Linked DNA regions of Mus musculus: region 1 is linked to region 2. The links are chromatin loops, found by intact Hi-C in ENCODE. Cell type or tissue: heart. All regions are shown on one strand.

Region 1 (8,000 bases), 360 kb after region 2:
GGTTAAATCATTTGCCCAGGATTCAGCATCTAGCAGTGTCAAAACAAGAGTTCGAACTCGGCCCCACAGGCCACGTTCTAAGCCCTTTGTCACAATGAAGAAATATGAGAGGTTTCTGAAGGCCTTGAGCAACCAGCTCTGTAGGGCCTAGAGCTCGAAGTTTTATCTGTATACAAACCAACTGACCGTGAATTCATTCATCCAGCAAACATTTCTTGGCTGGTTGTTGCAGGCTAGTTCCACGCTAGAAATTCCCACCCATCTCCTTTTCCTAAGGAATTGTTTTCCTTGGACTCAGGTGACTGTCACCTTAGTTCCCCAGAGTAAGGAGCAGGGACTTGAGGAAAACAGAGGTGATTCTCCTTGGCCCTGATTCTGGAAGAAATGCAAATAGTGGGGTTCACCTGTAGTTTCAGAAGGTAGCTGAGGGAGCTGGAGAGATGGCTCAGCGGTTAAGAGCACTGACTGCTCTTCCGAAGGTCCTGAGTTCAATTCCCAGCAACCACATGGTGGCTCACAACCATCTGTAACGAGATCTGGTGCCCTCTTCTGGAATGTCTGAAGACAGCTACAGTGTACTTACATATAATAAACAAATCTTTAAAAAAAAAAAAAAAAAAAAAAAAAAAAAAAAAAAAAAGAAGGTAGCTGAACCACTGATGGAGGAAGGTGGGTGAGGTGGTTTTTTGACGAGGCTCTCAGTAGCCCAGGCTGGCTTCAAACCTACAATTAAGTAAAGCTGATCACAAATTATTCCTACTTATTTATTTATTTTTGGCCTCAAATTTCTGATCCTTTGGCCTCAGCCTCGAGAGCTCTGGAATTACAGGTGTACACTACCATCCCTGGTTTATTTTGGTGCTGGGGACAGAACCCTGGGTTGAGCACGTGATAGGCAAGCTTTCTAGTAACTGAGCCATGACCCAAACCCTGAAGGTTTGGTTTCCTTCAATATTTTTATATTTTTATGTGTATGAATATTTGTCTTCCTGTATATCAGCACATCACATATACGTGTGCACGTTGCCTGTGGAGGCTGGAAGAAGATGTTGAATTCCCTGGAACTGGAGTTAAACATGGTTGTGAGGCCTCACATGGGTGCTGGGAGCTGAACTCAGGTCCTCTGCAAGAGCAAGCCCATCTTGTAACGAGGAGAGACTGAGGGTCATGGAACTGGCATTATTCAAGGTCACGAAGGCACTCGTAGAAACAGGATTGGAGACCTGGTTTCATTCCTGCTTGCTTCCAGGACTCCGGTTCCATTCCTGATCCTGGCCTGCTTCTTTTCTAGCTAGGAAGAGACCTCTGGAGGATTTGTGTGTGCGAGGTTCCCATTGCTTTTAAGAGTCCAGGATGAGAGCGGCCTCATCTGCGCCCACGCAGGGCTGAGTCCAAGGGTACCAGCTTTGGTTCAGGCGCCTGGCTGGGGAGTCTTAACCAAAGCTCCTTTGCTTCAGCCTCTTCCTTCCTTTAGCCTGCTGTGCCAAAGGTCAGCCACTGAAGCATCTAACAACGACCTGCATGCTCCCACCGCCTACAGACTCTGAAAGACCCCCTGTCTGTCCTGCATCACTGTGTGGTCTGCTGAGTTAAAGGAACGCTCCTGGGTTACAGCAGGGAAAAGGCAACAGACACATTCAAATAGATCAAAAACGTAAGCCTGGGTCATCCAGGGACCTAAGAGAAACCAGCTTGGCTCCAAGAAATCCAGGCTGGCCCGTAAAGCAGACAGGCCACGTGATGGGTGTCCCCCAATCTGGCAGTGCTAATGGAGTTACAGGCGCAGTGTTACCCGGGATTGCAAATGCTTGCGGTCCCCACCCATTTCGTGGCAGGAAGTCCAGTGTTTTCCAAGGGTTTTCCAAGAACGCCCAGAAGCCCGCTGGGGCGAGCCGCGCCTCCGGCCCGCGACCGCAGCAGAAGCTCCATCGCGCCCCCTGGAGGCGGCTCTCTGCTGGTTCCTGCCTGCTGATGCAAGAGTAGTGGCCTGCCTCCACCTCTGTTTTGAGACCGTGGTGATACATCACAAGTATCCCTTAACTGATGGAGAAAAGAAACCTTCTGCCTGCTCTGCAAAGCCGTACAGCAAAGCGACTAGGGTTCCCAAAGAGGAACGCCTTCATGCCTTCTTGCTTCTTCTTTTCCTCTAGGGGGCGCGCGCAAGCCCAGGACCGCTTTCCTAGTGAGGAGCTCGGGGTAGCAAAGTCGTACAACGAGCTTTTGTTGTCTAGTTTCAAGCCCCTTTCACGTTCTTGTCCCTTTGATTCCCATCATAGCCGTCCCACAGACAGCACTGTAACTATCTCCATTTCTCAGTCCGCAAAACTGAGGCATAGCGAGTTCACCAAGATGGAACAGCATTGCAAGGCCAGCAGAGCAGATCCAAACGGTTGGCAGCTCGTCTAGGCCCCACCCAAACCCAGAACTTCTGTGGTACCCCAGGCTCCTCCCAACACGGTGTTGGCCTACGCCACTCCAGGGGTCTGTGTTAGGCATGAAGTCGGCTAGGCTGCAGTCTCCACACGCCCAGGCTTTAGGCATTGTCTCTGTTACTCTGGGGGTACCAGCAGGCATTGTTCTTGGCTTATGGCTCTTTTACTTTAAGACACCTAGTACCTGGGTGGGTCTCAGTTCTTCAGTGGAAGAGTCATCTAAGAATAGCTGAGACTCTTGGAAGCAGCAGGAATTCTGCTGTGAACAGCAGCACTAGCGCGTGCTCACTCTTTCCAGCTCTTTCATTCCCCACCCTGCAGATTTTGAATTTACCCAGTCTGCCCTGATAAACACATAAACCCATTTCTTGCAGTAATCTCACTCATGTGTATGCCCCATCCCCCCACCCCCCGCCCCAAGTTCCCCTGTCCTACCAACGGGACCTGGACCAACCACCGTATTCTCTTTCCTCTGGTCATCTCCTTAAAACATAAAATTAAACCGAACCCACGTTTTTAGTAGGGGTTGAAGCTATCAAGGCCAGCAGGACTTCCTCTGGTGAGGCAGTGATGTGACGATGATGCTGGGACTCCGAATGAGCAGCCCCAGCATGGTGGCCGTTGCACCGGGCAGTTCCGACTTCTTTCCTCATGAGATTCTCCCTGGATTCTGAGACTCATTGCTCTCTTAGAGCATGTTTGGCTGTGTCCTTTGTGACTAGCCCCTTCTAGGTTTCTGTAGCATCCCTGCTCTCCAGGGGTCTGCCCACATTTCTCCCTAGCCAGCCCTTCCTTAGCCTTTTACTGTGTGAACAAATGAGACTAGGGGTAGCTTATTTCTGGACCAGTGCATGGTCACTATGTGTGTGACAAGCATCATCACCACCACCATCATCACCATCACCACCACCTCCATGCTAGCAAAAGGTAGGCTTGGGTAGCATCCACAAGGTGTCTTTGATGAGCATCACCAGGAGGTGGCAGCTATGATCACACTGGGCTTCTGCCTCATTGAAACAAAATGATGTGGGTACCAGAGCCTCAGAGGGCTGTCTAGGGAAAGCGGAGCTTATAAAAGAAATGTCACATACATAGACTGATTTAATGAGCCGGAGTGCTAGGCTCCCTGCCCCACGGAGGAAAAGCCTGCATCAGAATGCAGGAATCTGAGCCTGTGCTCAGCCCTTCTGCTGTCCTGTCTCCCACAGGGTGACACTCTCTGACCACATCCTCCAGGCCTGACTGGCTCTGCCAACCCTCTGGTTCCCAGCTCATCCCTCCCCTGACACTCCCTTTAGTCTCCTGCACCTCAGGGAGTCCTCAGCTCCCTGCTTTTGCTCCCTACCTTGCCGCTCAGGTCTGACCACATTCTAGAAGCTTCAGCTGTTCCTTCTCCGAGGTCAGGTCTGACTTCACCCTAGAGCCTTTCCTGCCCCAGCCATGAAACCCAGGAGGCATGAAGTGTGTGGTTCACGCCTCTTCTTCCACCCTCTGTGGACTCTGACCTATGTGAGGCAGGGCGCTGAGCACCCCTGGCTCTTACTATCAATCTGTAAATATTTACTGTGCTTCTTCTGCATGCACACACCCACCATCACTCATGGCCCTGCTGGAGACCTTTGCAAAACAAAAAACTAAGAATCATCAGAACAAAGGCCTCGGAGAAGGGGCTGGTTAGTCCTGGGCACACACGCCCTGCCTGCGTCTCAGTTCTCAATGTGGCAGCCAGATAAAGTACAGGATTCTCAGCTAACTTTGAATTTCAGGCAAATACTTTTTGAGTGTTAGCATGTTCCATATAATACATAGGACATTACATAAACAGGCCAGGGATTTGGCTCAGAGGGCAGCATGCTTACCTAGCATGTACAGCCCTGGGTTTGGTCCTTATGCACACCTGTAACTCTAGCATTTGGGAGATGAAAGCGAGATGAGAAGTTTAACGTTATCCATCAGCTTGGGTGACAAGAGATCCGTCTCCAAAAAAAAAAAAAAAAAAAAAAAGTAAACAATGTATCCTAAGCGCTGTGTTATTTGACCCACTTGCTGGGTGTTATTTGACCCTCTTGCTGGACCCTCCTTGGAACTGAGACTCTGATCCTAATTCCTGGAACATCTGGTGTGATTTGTGAAGCTTCACAGGAAAACACACAGATCTGGCCTTCGGCAGGAATGGCTGTGGCCTCGGCTGATGTTTCGTTCATCTCAGCAACATTGCTCAAAGGAAGCACAAGTCCGAAGACAACCTAATCTTGTTTCCTTTTTGTTGTTGTTGTTGTTTGAGGTCTCTGTAACCTGAGCTGGCTTTCAGCTCTTGTTCCTTCTGCTTTGGTCTCCCTCATGCTGGGATTTCTGCTGTGATCGCCATGCTGGGCTGACACCCACATTTATAGCACTGGTCCATACTTTAAAAAGTATGTATCTGTCTTGGAATGTGGCTAAAGATGATCAGACAAGCACATGTTTTTATTGCTACTCCTGTCTCTAGTTTGTAACAAGGACAGAAAAGAGATGCTTTAAAACAATAGACTCGGGCTGGAGAGATGGCTCAGCGGTTAGGAGCACTGATTGCTCTTTTGAAGATCCTGAGTTCAAATCCCAGCAACCACATGGTGGCTCACAACCATCCGTAATGAGATCTGATGCCCTCTTCTGGAGTGTCTGAAGATAGCTACAGTATACTCACATAATAAATAAATAAATACATCTTTAAAAACAAAACAAAACAATAGACTCACACACAAGTCTGGAAAACAGACAGGAATATCACCAGAGAGAAAGAGATTCCTGAAGGAGATACACACAGAAACATGGAGAAGTTTGGGGCTTAGACTATGTACAGGAGGGGAACCAGGGGAGTCCCTGGAGTTTCCCAAATCCCCCAGCACATCTGAGGGGTAGGAAGGGCTTGAGGTTACCAAGAAGACAGTTGTTTCAGATGTTTTGAGAAGTCTCAACTTGTTAATCCCTTCTGTTCTCCTCTCTGCAAGGAAGCAGTGAGCAGCAGCTCTTGACTCCAGACCCTAGGGGCAAATCTCAGAGGAAGATGGGAGAAATAGGAAATGAGACTGTGCCTGGCAGCTGAGGGACAACCATTGTCCCCAAGGCAGCCTTGAGAGTAGAGTGCCACACTCTGTCTCATCCTCTCCCCGGGCTCCAGGCAAATGACAAAAGCCTCTGAAAGCAATAAAGGACAAAACCATTAGAGAGAAGCCAGCACCAGGCTCCATAACATATGGGTCAGCACTTAAGGAAAGAGGAAGGACCATAATGGGGTCATTAACTATCCTCAGAGGCGTGTGAGACAACCATGAAGCCATTAATTCAATTGTATAGATCCCTTGCTCATGAATCCTTGCCTAGAACCACTCTGGTTCACAGTGACTCCAACTCCAACAGGAAGCCAACGTTATTTCTTTAATTGAATTTTTTTCCCCTCATTCATCTCCAGGGTTCTGTTTACCAACTGTGTACCTTTCTGATGTATCAAAAAAACTAACATGCCCTCTTCTGGAAGTGGCCCTCAGCCAATGGTGGACAGGACCTGGAATAGACACCTCTTTTCTCCCACACCTTGGCTGGAATGAGTCTGAGCTTGCTCCACCCTGGCATTTCCCAGCATGGTTGATGGAGAGGCTGTTGCCTTGACAACACATACTTCCTTGGTGCCTCCCTTCCTCTTCTTACTGCCCTGGTTGCCCTGCAGGTATTGCCTAGTATCAGGTTCCAAATGCTCTTTTGCACAGAAATAGTTTTTAAAGCCTTGTTTATTAAAGACCTCAACTAAGCTTGAGTAAACAGGCAGGTGTGAGAAAGGAATTCAGTCAAAGAGACTGAATAGCATGATGGGCTAGAGAGATGGCTCAGTGGTTAAGAGCATTGAACTGCTCTTCCGGAGGTCCTGAGTTCAAATCCCAGCAACCACATGGTGGCTCACAACCATCCTTAATGAGATCTGATGCCCTCTTCTGGTGTGTCTGAAGACAGCTACTTAGATATAATAATAAATAAATCTTTTTTTAAAAAGAAGCAAATATAGAAAACAGAAAAGTTACATGACATCAAGTCACCAGGTTAGTCTGACTACCATATATCCTAATGCCTGCCTAAAAGGACAAGTATTCGTATTTCTTAGATGATTTCTTCCTTTAAACTCTTTGACCTCTGAGGCAGGCATTGTTCTTCTGATGGAATTCATGAGCATTCAGGGAGGAAAGACTGTCTCTTCCAAGTTCTTCTAGACATATTTGGAACTTAAAATTCTATGCCTAGTCAAAAAACAGTATTCGAGGAGGTAAATAAAGGCATTTAGAAATACGCGAGGGCCTAGGCTGGAATACCTTTTTAATCACGATTTTAAAATGTGTTCAACAGTAAGGCTTTCTACAAAAAGCAGCTGTCCAAGTTTTAGCCTTCCCTTGGGCTGCACAGATGATAGACGTTCGAGAACAAAGGCTGTATCTCCCACACAGTCAAATATCCACCACGCTTTAAAACAATCAAGTCCCCCTCTTCTCAGAACGCGATAGTGTGGTGAGCTAAACCATCTTCTGCCCCAAGTAAGTTACGCTACGCCAGGGGTTCCCAGCCTTCCTAATAAATACAGTTCCTCGTGTTATGGTGACCTCCAACCATAAAATTATTTCCTTGCTACTTCATAACTGTAATTTTGCTACTGCTATAAATCATAACATTTACTGTTATGGTCGGGCAGTCGTGGTGCACGCCTTTAATCCCAGCACTTGGGAGGCAGAGGCAGGCGGATTTCTGAGTTCAAGGCCAGCCTGGTCTACAGAATGAGTTCCAGGACAGCCAGGGCTATACAGAGAAACCCTGTCTCGAAAAAACAACCAACCAACCAAACAACACACCAAAAAAACCCAAAAACATTTACAGTTGTAAATTATTTACTGCCATAAATATCTTATATGCAGGATGTCTGAGATGGGACCTCTGTGAAAGTGTCCTTGGACCCCAAGGAGGTTGGGACTCACTGGTTGAGAAACCACGCCTCTATCTATGACTCTACCCCCTTTTGAGAGTTGCCCGCAGGCAGAGTGCCCCCTGCTGGACTCCCACAGTTTCTCTTGCCATCCCTCCCCTGTCCCACCCTTGGCCTATTGACCGAAGTGGGTTTCCCAATGGTCCTCTCTACTCTTCTCCTGATCGGTACCATTAAACCCAGGAACCCTGATGATGTCATTGGAAAGTGGCGGTAACTAAGAGGCTGTGTCTAGTTGTTGGAAGGAATCACTGGGGACGTGCCCTAGCAAGGGGTATCTTACACCCATCCACTTTCTTTCGGGTTTTTCAGCATCTTGACTGACCATCAGGAAGTCCATCATTGTACCCTCCCGAGGTGTTCTCTGCTCTGCATAGGCAGAAGCAACGGAGCCAGCAAACCAAGGCCTAAGACCTCAGAAGCCCCCACCTCCCTTCCCCTGTCCTGTCCATGTCTCCCCTCCCCCCACACCCTGTCCTGAGTCCTCTGCACTCCTCCTCCCACCTGGTGCTGCAATTCAGACCACAGAGGAGAAAGTCCGAGATCAGAACTGGAGACGCAGGACG
Region 2 (8,000 bases):
TTGAATGAATTAGCAAACTCATTAAGCTCCTTAGTAGTGTAGCGAATTTCCTCATGGACTATACTTTCTACCTCCCCTCTAGGAGCCTGTTTTGCTTTGAGTCTGGTTACAGGTCTAGAAGAAACTATTGGTGGGCCGTAAGCAGACTCTGCAAAATTAATTTCCTCATGTGGGGAAGGCATTATTTCAAGAGGTGGGGCTGAGGGTACTACTTCCTCAGGTGGGGCAAACCCTTGAGAATCTGAGGATTCAAAATTCTCAGCTTCAACATGGTCTTCCCACACATCCCCGTCCCATGTTGTAGGATCCCATTCTTTGCCAATTAGAGCCCTTACTTTAACTGTCGACACACTCTGAGGCTGAGACTTGAATTTTCTCTGTAGTTCAGCCAACCTTACAATGAGAGTTTCTGTTTGATTTTCTGCAACTTGAGCTCTATTGCTACAAGAGAGAAGATTCTCCTCAAGGACACACTTAGCAACTTTTAGATCGTTTACTTGTGTCTGGAGCCTTTCGATTTTATCACACAACTCCTTCCTTTCATTCATCATTTTTTCCACAGATACTAAGAGCAGCCAGCCAGTAAAATCATTTTTCGATTTTTTCCCCATCTTGTAGAAAGCTTTGTGCACTGAATCACCTAATTCATTAAGAAAATCAAGGGCATTAGCTTCTTTAAGTTCGGAATATAGTTTCAACCATGGGTCTTCAAAATTCTCTGAGCTCCCAGGAGGGAGAGAATCTGGAGAGGTTTCAATATTTGAAAGTGCTGGTGGATCAACAAGCCAATTCCAGTATTTTAAAAGATTCATCCTTGTACTTCTGTTACTCTAGAACCACTCCTGGTACCAACTTCTGTATTAGTCAGGGTTCTCTAGAGTCACAGAACTTATGGATAATTTCTAAATAGTAAAGGAATTTATTGATGACTTACAGTCGGCAGCCCAATTCCCAACAATGGTTCAGTCGCAGCTGTGAATGGAAGTCCAAGGATCTAGCAGTTACTCAGTCTCACGCAGCAAGCAGGCGAAGGAGCAAGAGCAAGAGCTAGACTCCCTTCTTCCAATGTCCTTATATTGTCTCCAGCAAAAGGTGTAGCCCAGATTAAAGGTGTGTTCCACCACACCTTTAATCCCAGATGAAAGGCATAGCCCAGATTAAAGGTGTGTTCCTTAACTCGGAGATTCAATCTTCTGGAATCCATAGCCACTATGGCTCAAGATCTTCAAACCAAGATCCAGATAAGGATCTCCAAGCCTCCAGATAAGGGTCACTGGTGAGCCTTCCAATTCCGGATTGTAGTTCATTCCAAATATTGTCAAGTTGACAACCAGGAATAGCCACTACAACAGGTAAACATATACAAACATGTAAATGTACACTGTCTTAGTTACTCTTTTATTGCTGTGAAGAGACAACACAATCAAGGCAAGACTTATAAGACGGAAGCATTTAGTTGGGAATTGTTTACAGCTTCAGAGGCTTAATCCATGTACCATCACAGCAGGGAGTATGGAGGCACTGAAGCAGTAGCTGAAAGTCACATCCTGATCCACAGGCAGAGAAAGGGGGGCAGGGGCTGACTGTGCCTGGCATGGGCTTCTGAAACCTCAAAGCCCACCCCCATTGACACACTTTCTCCAACAAGGCCACACCTCCCAATCCTTCTAATCCTTTCAAAAGTTTCACTTCCTGGTAACAAAACATTGAATATATATGAAACTATGGGTCCATTCTTATTGAAATCACCACCCCACATAAACATACAATATATGCACAAATACACAGACACATGTCTATATGTAAATATACACATGTACATACATGTGTGTAGGCATGTGCACAGTATAACTATTCCACATACACTTGTACGCACACATGAATATACTATATGTGTACTCACACATATGCACACACATAACTATAGACATGTAAGAAATATATACATATACACACACAAAATATGCACATATAAACACATAGAGATACAAATATACACATGTGTACATATATGTTTATTCTGTGTACATGTATATATGTGTATGTGTGCATATTTGTATTTGTGTCCATGTACATATTTATGTGTGTATATATGAATGTTTATGTGTTTGTACATGTGTATACTTAGGCATGTGTGTACATATATATAGTTATATATGTACATGTGTATGTTTATATGTTTATGTGTGTATATGTGAATATTTATGCATGCATACATGGTATATATTTTTGCCTGTGCATGTGTATATTTGTTTCTGTTTGTACATGTATATTTATGTTTGTGTTTGTACAGATATATATTTTATGGTTTTTTGTTTATTGTTTTTATTTTATATGCATTGGTGATTTGACTGCATGTATATCCATATGAGGGTGTCTGATGTGGTTGCTGGGAATTGAACCCAGGGCCTCTGGAAGAGCAGTCAGTGCTCTTAACCTCTGAGCCATCTCTCCAACCCCTCAACTGTTTCTTTTAGAGGATTTCTGGATTTGGGAAAAGTGATACAGCTTGTCATGTGGTCTTGCCCTTATTGCTGGGGGACTCATTTAGCCATAAAAGGACAGCTCTACAGGCTTTGAGGACAGTGATAAAGACACACACCCTTAAGCACCATGCCTGTAACCTGAGGGCAAATTCTATCATAGACCCAGCCCAGAGTCAGATAGAGACGCCCATCAACACCCAAGGAAGCATGGTAGAGGGTAGTCTGATGTGGCTAAGGGAAGCCATCTTATCTTAGCGTTATGCGTGCCTGCCTGGTCACTCTGCCCTATCCACCCTCAATAGTCACACTCACCTCGGTGAGGGCCCTTGGATGGTCCATAACATTGACCATGGTCTAAACACAATATGTGGTGTCTGGAAGATGTTGCTGCACCTTGCAAAGATGTTACTAGGCCACTCCAAATCCCTCACTAATGTAATAACTCCCTAAGCACTGATGTAATTGTGGTTGTCTTTAAAAATGCTGTACCCCTGAGCTTGGAGACCAAAAGTTCTCATATCAGAGGGGTGAGCCCACTCTTGGTCTGGCCATTAAAAAGGACTCAGAACTTTTTTTGTTTGTTTGTTTGTTTGTTTTCGAGACAGGGTTTCTCTGTGTAGCCCTGGCTGTCCTGGAACTCACTTTGTAGACCAGGCTGGCCTTGAACTCAGAAATCTGCCTGCCTCTGCCTCCCAAGTGCTGGGATTAAAGGCGTGCGCCACCACGCCCGGCTTGACTCAGAACTTTTATTGACTTAATCCGAATGACTGCCAGTAAGTCTCTAGCGTGGAAGTAACTATCATTTCATTTGGAGGCCCCTGTTGAGCTCCCCCATGCTCTGTGGGACTCAGCCTAGCTCACACCTTCCTGGCCATGGAGAGGCTACAGGGTGGGGGGTGCCCCCTGACAGACATTCCAAGGCTCCTCTTCTCTGGAGAGGTCTGGCTGGAGTGACTGCTGTGTGTCTAACACTCCTCAGAGGTGAGTCTGGTTCTGGCTTTTGGTTCTGGCTGAGGAGGATAAACCCCCTCAGGGAGCCTTCTGGATAAAAGGGATAGCCCCCGACGGGGAGTCTTCTGGATAAGGGGATAAGCCAAGAAAATCTGCTTTGGGAAGAAATTTTCTGATCAATTTCTTCCCAGTCCTTCCCACTGAGTTGGGACCCCAGTAGTGGAGACGTGCGTTATGATTCCGCCTCTCAGGAGAGATATGGTTTCGGTTCTGCTTGAATGGATGGATGGATGGCCAACTGTGTGAATGATTAAATGCCTGACAAGCAAGTTTAGCCTAGGGAGTTAGTTGTTGATTTGATTTCTTGATTCTGTTGCTTGTGGACATTGACTCTGACATTCTGCTAGTTTTTCAGGATTCTGCCAGTAGGTGTCGCCCTCTCTATGCTGTTACTAGTTCGTATCCAGTGTCCCACCCCCCATCCCCACCCCCACCCCCTTCCCGGGCTAGAAATGTCTTCTTTTTTCTCAAAGATTGGAAATTTCCAGGTCCTGGAGCCACAGCCCCTACCCCTCCCGCGGCGCCTCTCGGGCCCGGGGATCGACAATGGAGGGTGGTTCTGGAGCCGCGGTCGGGCCCGAGCCCGGACCTGTTTCACATGGCAAAGTCCCCGGGACTTGAAGAGGCTGTGCTCACTTGGGCCCCGGCCCAGTCCCATCCCGGATGCGGAACTCCTGGTCCTGCAGGGAGGACGGAAGATCTGCAGAAGGGCTTGGGGGGGGGGGGGGGCGGCTGGGGGAGGGAGAGGTGGTGTACACGCCCTGCTCTGGTTCTGGCGGGTAGGCTCCTTGTCGCCAGCCTCCGCCACCTGTCCTGCTGCCTTCAGAGGCCAAGGAACCTTCTACTGGTCTCCCTTCCCTTTGTCTACAACCTATCTACTCCACTTCTTGCAGATTCTTCCTTCTCCCGCTCAACCTCAGACTCCTCCATGAAGTCCCACCGCACCCTGCCCACCTCCGCACCCCACCCCTACTTCACTGGCTTCTCCTGGATCTAAACTCTTTGTTTCCTTAACACCACCCCCACCCTCGGCTCCGTGGCTATTACTGGTCACGTGGCGTATCTGGTTTCCCCAACTTCTTGCACTTCCTTCACCATCTTTAGTTTTCCTCTTGAGAGCCCTCCATGCCCTGGATTCAGGTTCCAGCCTCTGTTTTTTGTCACTGGAGGCACCGCCTCATCATGATTTAGAGGAAGGGCACCGCCTTTTCCTAGTCTGCTTCAGATCCCTATAACTAGAAGACTCAGATCCGAATACTCCATTTTAACTAAGTCCCAAGCCCTAACTGCCCTCCTGCAATCTGTCGTCCAGACCTGGCAACTCCTGTGTGTTGGGGATGTTTGGAGCAGAGACTTCTAAGCCTCAGTCACTGGTTTGAATGCTTTTAAAGTAGCTTTTCCATCCAAGCATCGTGACTCGGACCCCGTACAGCACGTACACAAGTTCCCAGGCCTTGGACACTTTTCACGGGTATCTAATGACTAGAATTCAGGTGCAGCTCAAAAAACTGCCTTAAGTCTTAACTGTTTAAGACTACCGAGGTTCTTTGGGGTCCAGAGGAGTCTTTTGGGGGCATTTCTCATGATTCAAAGAAACTTTCAGAATTTATACTCCCTTTTCCCCCCTAGGGAAAACCCTAGGCTGTTAAATTTGGCTTTTGTCCCTCGGTCAGCTTCGGATATCCGAAAAATCTCCAAAAGCGAAAGGGTTTTACAGGGCTGGATACCTGTCGGTTCATCAAGGTGGCCCCAAAGTCTGCAATAACTGAGCACGGAAAGGCAGAGGTGAAGCTGTCTTGGTGGCTGGTGAGCCACAAAAGAGACAGGCAAAGGTTATAGGTTATGCTGGCTGCTTTCCTGTCAACTCACTTTGTGTGTCTTACTGGTCAGACTGCTCATGGCCAATGGAGAAAGCCTCAAAAACAAACAAACAAACAAAAAACAAAAACAAAAACAAATGACTAGTTACCAATAAAAGATGCCAGTCTGGGGAGCCATGGACACCATTAAGGACAATCACCTCATGCCAGCGTGGACAGTCAGCCTGGGTCATAAGCAGGTCTTCTGTAGTGGCCCCAGACTGCCCTTCCACCAATCTTTGAAAACCAGGGACCACTGTAAGAAGGATCCAAATGGAAACCATTTTGAATACAACTTCCATTTTGAACAGAGATGAAATAAAATGTAAGTTCCTAAGACCTCCCTGGGTAACTTGCTTGGCTAAGAAAGACATGTGTGTGGGTAACTAACGTCCTGGTTGGCAAGGTAAGCCGTGAATGTTAAGCAAGTTACCCTAAACCAACCAGCGGCATGAGTCTGTTCTTCGGCCCCGATCAATCAGAGCCAGCCGGAGTACAATAGATTTTTGTAATCTGCTTAAACACTACGGCAAATGTTCTTAGATGTAGTCAGGCTCCTGAGTCTGTGATGTTGTCCCTAATTGGTCAGTTTTTGCTGCCTAATTAAGATAAAGAACTTGCTTTGCTGGCCTCTTGTGACTGCTTGTGCTGTTTTGGGTTTTTGTACCCAACACCACCGCCATCTTTACTCCTCAAGAAACTAAACTTTCCTTTGCACCTACTGCCAACTCAGTTTAACTGTCCGTCTGTCTGAAGAACATCTTCTAGCTCCCCCAGACTCCACAGCAGACACAAAGCCAGACCCAGCAGCCCTGCTCCAGGACTTGCAGCACATCACCCACCAGTGTCCTGGGGTATGGGTTGAGAATCTCCAGGCTTGGCAGCACATCACCCACCAGTTGTAAGTCTCTTGGCTATAGCTACCCCTGTAAAGGGTCTGGCAATATCCCATGAACCAAAAGGCTGGAAATTGCTCCCTATATCAAGCGGCTGTTAGACACTAACAGTCTCACCTCTTGCTAGTTGTCTTGGAATTTGCCTTTCCTGCCTGTCCATAAATCAGGGACCTCAGATTATATCAGCCAGTCCAGGCTCTCTGAGAGGTAAATAAGTAGACTTGAACTATTCTTCCTATTGTTCCAAATCTATATTCTTCGCTCAGCCTCCTCCCACTAGACCTCCAGGTCTATACAATCCTGGGCCTTAAGGATCCTTTCTCTATCCTGTGGTGCCAATGTGCCAGCCATATTCACCTTCCATTGGACTGATTCAATGTCCAAAGAGACCAGCCAGCGAATCTGAACATGACTACCTCCCGGGGCTCAAGAATTCCCCTACACTCTTTGGGAAGCATTACAAAAGAAGTAACAAGATTCAGGGTGTCACGCCCTAATCCAAAGCTGCTCCAGTATGTAGATGATCTATTGGCTGCAGCTGCCACCGCCATCTGTTTGAAAGATACAAAAGATTTGCTCCAGCTGCTCCAGACATTGAGATGTCCAGACTCCGGAAGTTCAGGGGGGTTGGGGGAGGTTCAGCTCTGCCAAATGGAAGTCTCCTGTCTGGGATACAAAGCTTGCTCAAGGCAATAAACAAACAAACAAACAAACAAACAAACAAACAAACCTACCTCTCTGCTCTATGGGAAAGGAAGCAATCCTACAGATCTCCACTCCCTAAACCAAGAAGCAGGTAGGAGAATTCTTGGCGGGTTGGGTGGGATATTGCAGGCTCTGGTTTTCTGTGTTTGCTAAAAAAAGCCCAGCCCCTTTATTCTGGCCCTATAGGAGACCAGCCTTTAAAGTGAACTGAAACAGAGAAAAAAAGGAAAAAAGTTTTCAGGAAACTAAATGGAGCCCTGACGCATGCCCCATCTTGACCCAGATATAATTAAACCATCCTACCTTTTCATCCAGACCCTGGGACCAGGGCAGAGGTCTGTAGCTTATCTATCCAAGCGTTGGGACCCAGTGTTCTCTGTTTGGCCATCCTGTCTGCATGGCACAGTCTGCTATATTAGATAGGGAAGCTAAAAAGCTCATTGTGGACCAGGACCTGACTTTAACAGTTCCCTATGCTGTGAGAATCCTCCTAAGAGGAGCAAATGGCTGGTGGATGTCAAATGCCCAAACCACTCAGCACCATAGTCTGCTGCTTGGTCAGCTCTGTCTCACTTTTGCTGTAGCACAGAATCTCCTCCCTGCAACACTGATGCCCAATGACATCCCTGAGGTCCCCTGCCATGACGGTGAGGACATACTGGACACTTCTCAGGCCAGCTGTCCAGATCTCCAGGACATTTCCAGACCTGAGGCAGAAGCCGGTCTCTTTATGGATGGAAGCAGTCATCAATGGAGTTAGGAAGGCCTGAGCAGCCTTAACTATTCAATGGGCCACCGTACAGGCACAAACCTTGCCACAGGGCACATTGGCCCAGAAGCAGAGCTGTTTGCTCTCAGTGTCTGTGCCGTGAGTTATAGGGAGAGGGGCTACTGACTGAAAATTAAAAACCTTTAAGAATAAAGAGAAGAAGCCTTCTCTCCTTGAAGTCTGGCTCTCCAAGGAGGTGGTTGCTACCTATTCCAACAGCCAACACATCTGAAGGCCCAAGGAAATCAGAGGGCAGACCAGGCAACCCAGATAA

The links. A loop is a pair of places that touch in the nucleus more often than their neighbours do. Peaks named below come from ENCODE experiments on the same cell type or tissue, not always from the same donor. Only the 100,000 strongest peaks of a DNase experiment are listed, where the experiment ranks them.
Region 1: a loop joins it to region 2, with 2.3 times the contacts of the local background. A loop is called at or near these places in 3 of 42 quality-filtered maps.

Annotation. Positions count from the first base shown.
Region 1 is chr15:77,334,698-77,342,697 of GRCm38, forward strand. No RefSeq gene overlaps it. Among named protein-coding and RNA genes, the nearest start is that of Gm41352, 25 kb to the left of the region's middle. In heart, CTCF peaks have their summits at 3,412 (motif pointing right) and 7,497 (motif pointing left); DNase peaks (open chromatin) are centred at 1,814 and 2,424; H3K4me3 peaks cover 1,223 bases; H3K27ac peaks cover 2,142 bases.
Region 2 is chr15:76,970,027-76,978,026 of GRCm38, forward strand. No RefSeq gene overlaps it. Among named protein-coding and RNA genes, the nearest start is that of Gm35933, 14 kb to the right of the region's middle. In heart, a CTCF peak has its summit at 3,840 (motif pointing right); DNase peaks (open chromatin) are centred at 4,145 and 4,575; H3K4me3 peaks cover 1,267 bases; H3K27ac peaks cover 1,934 bases.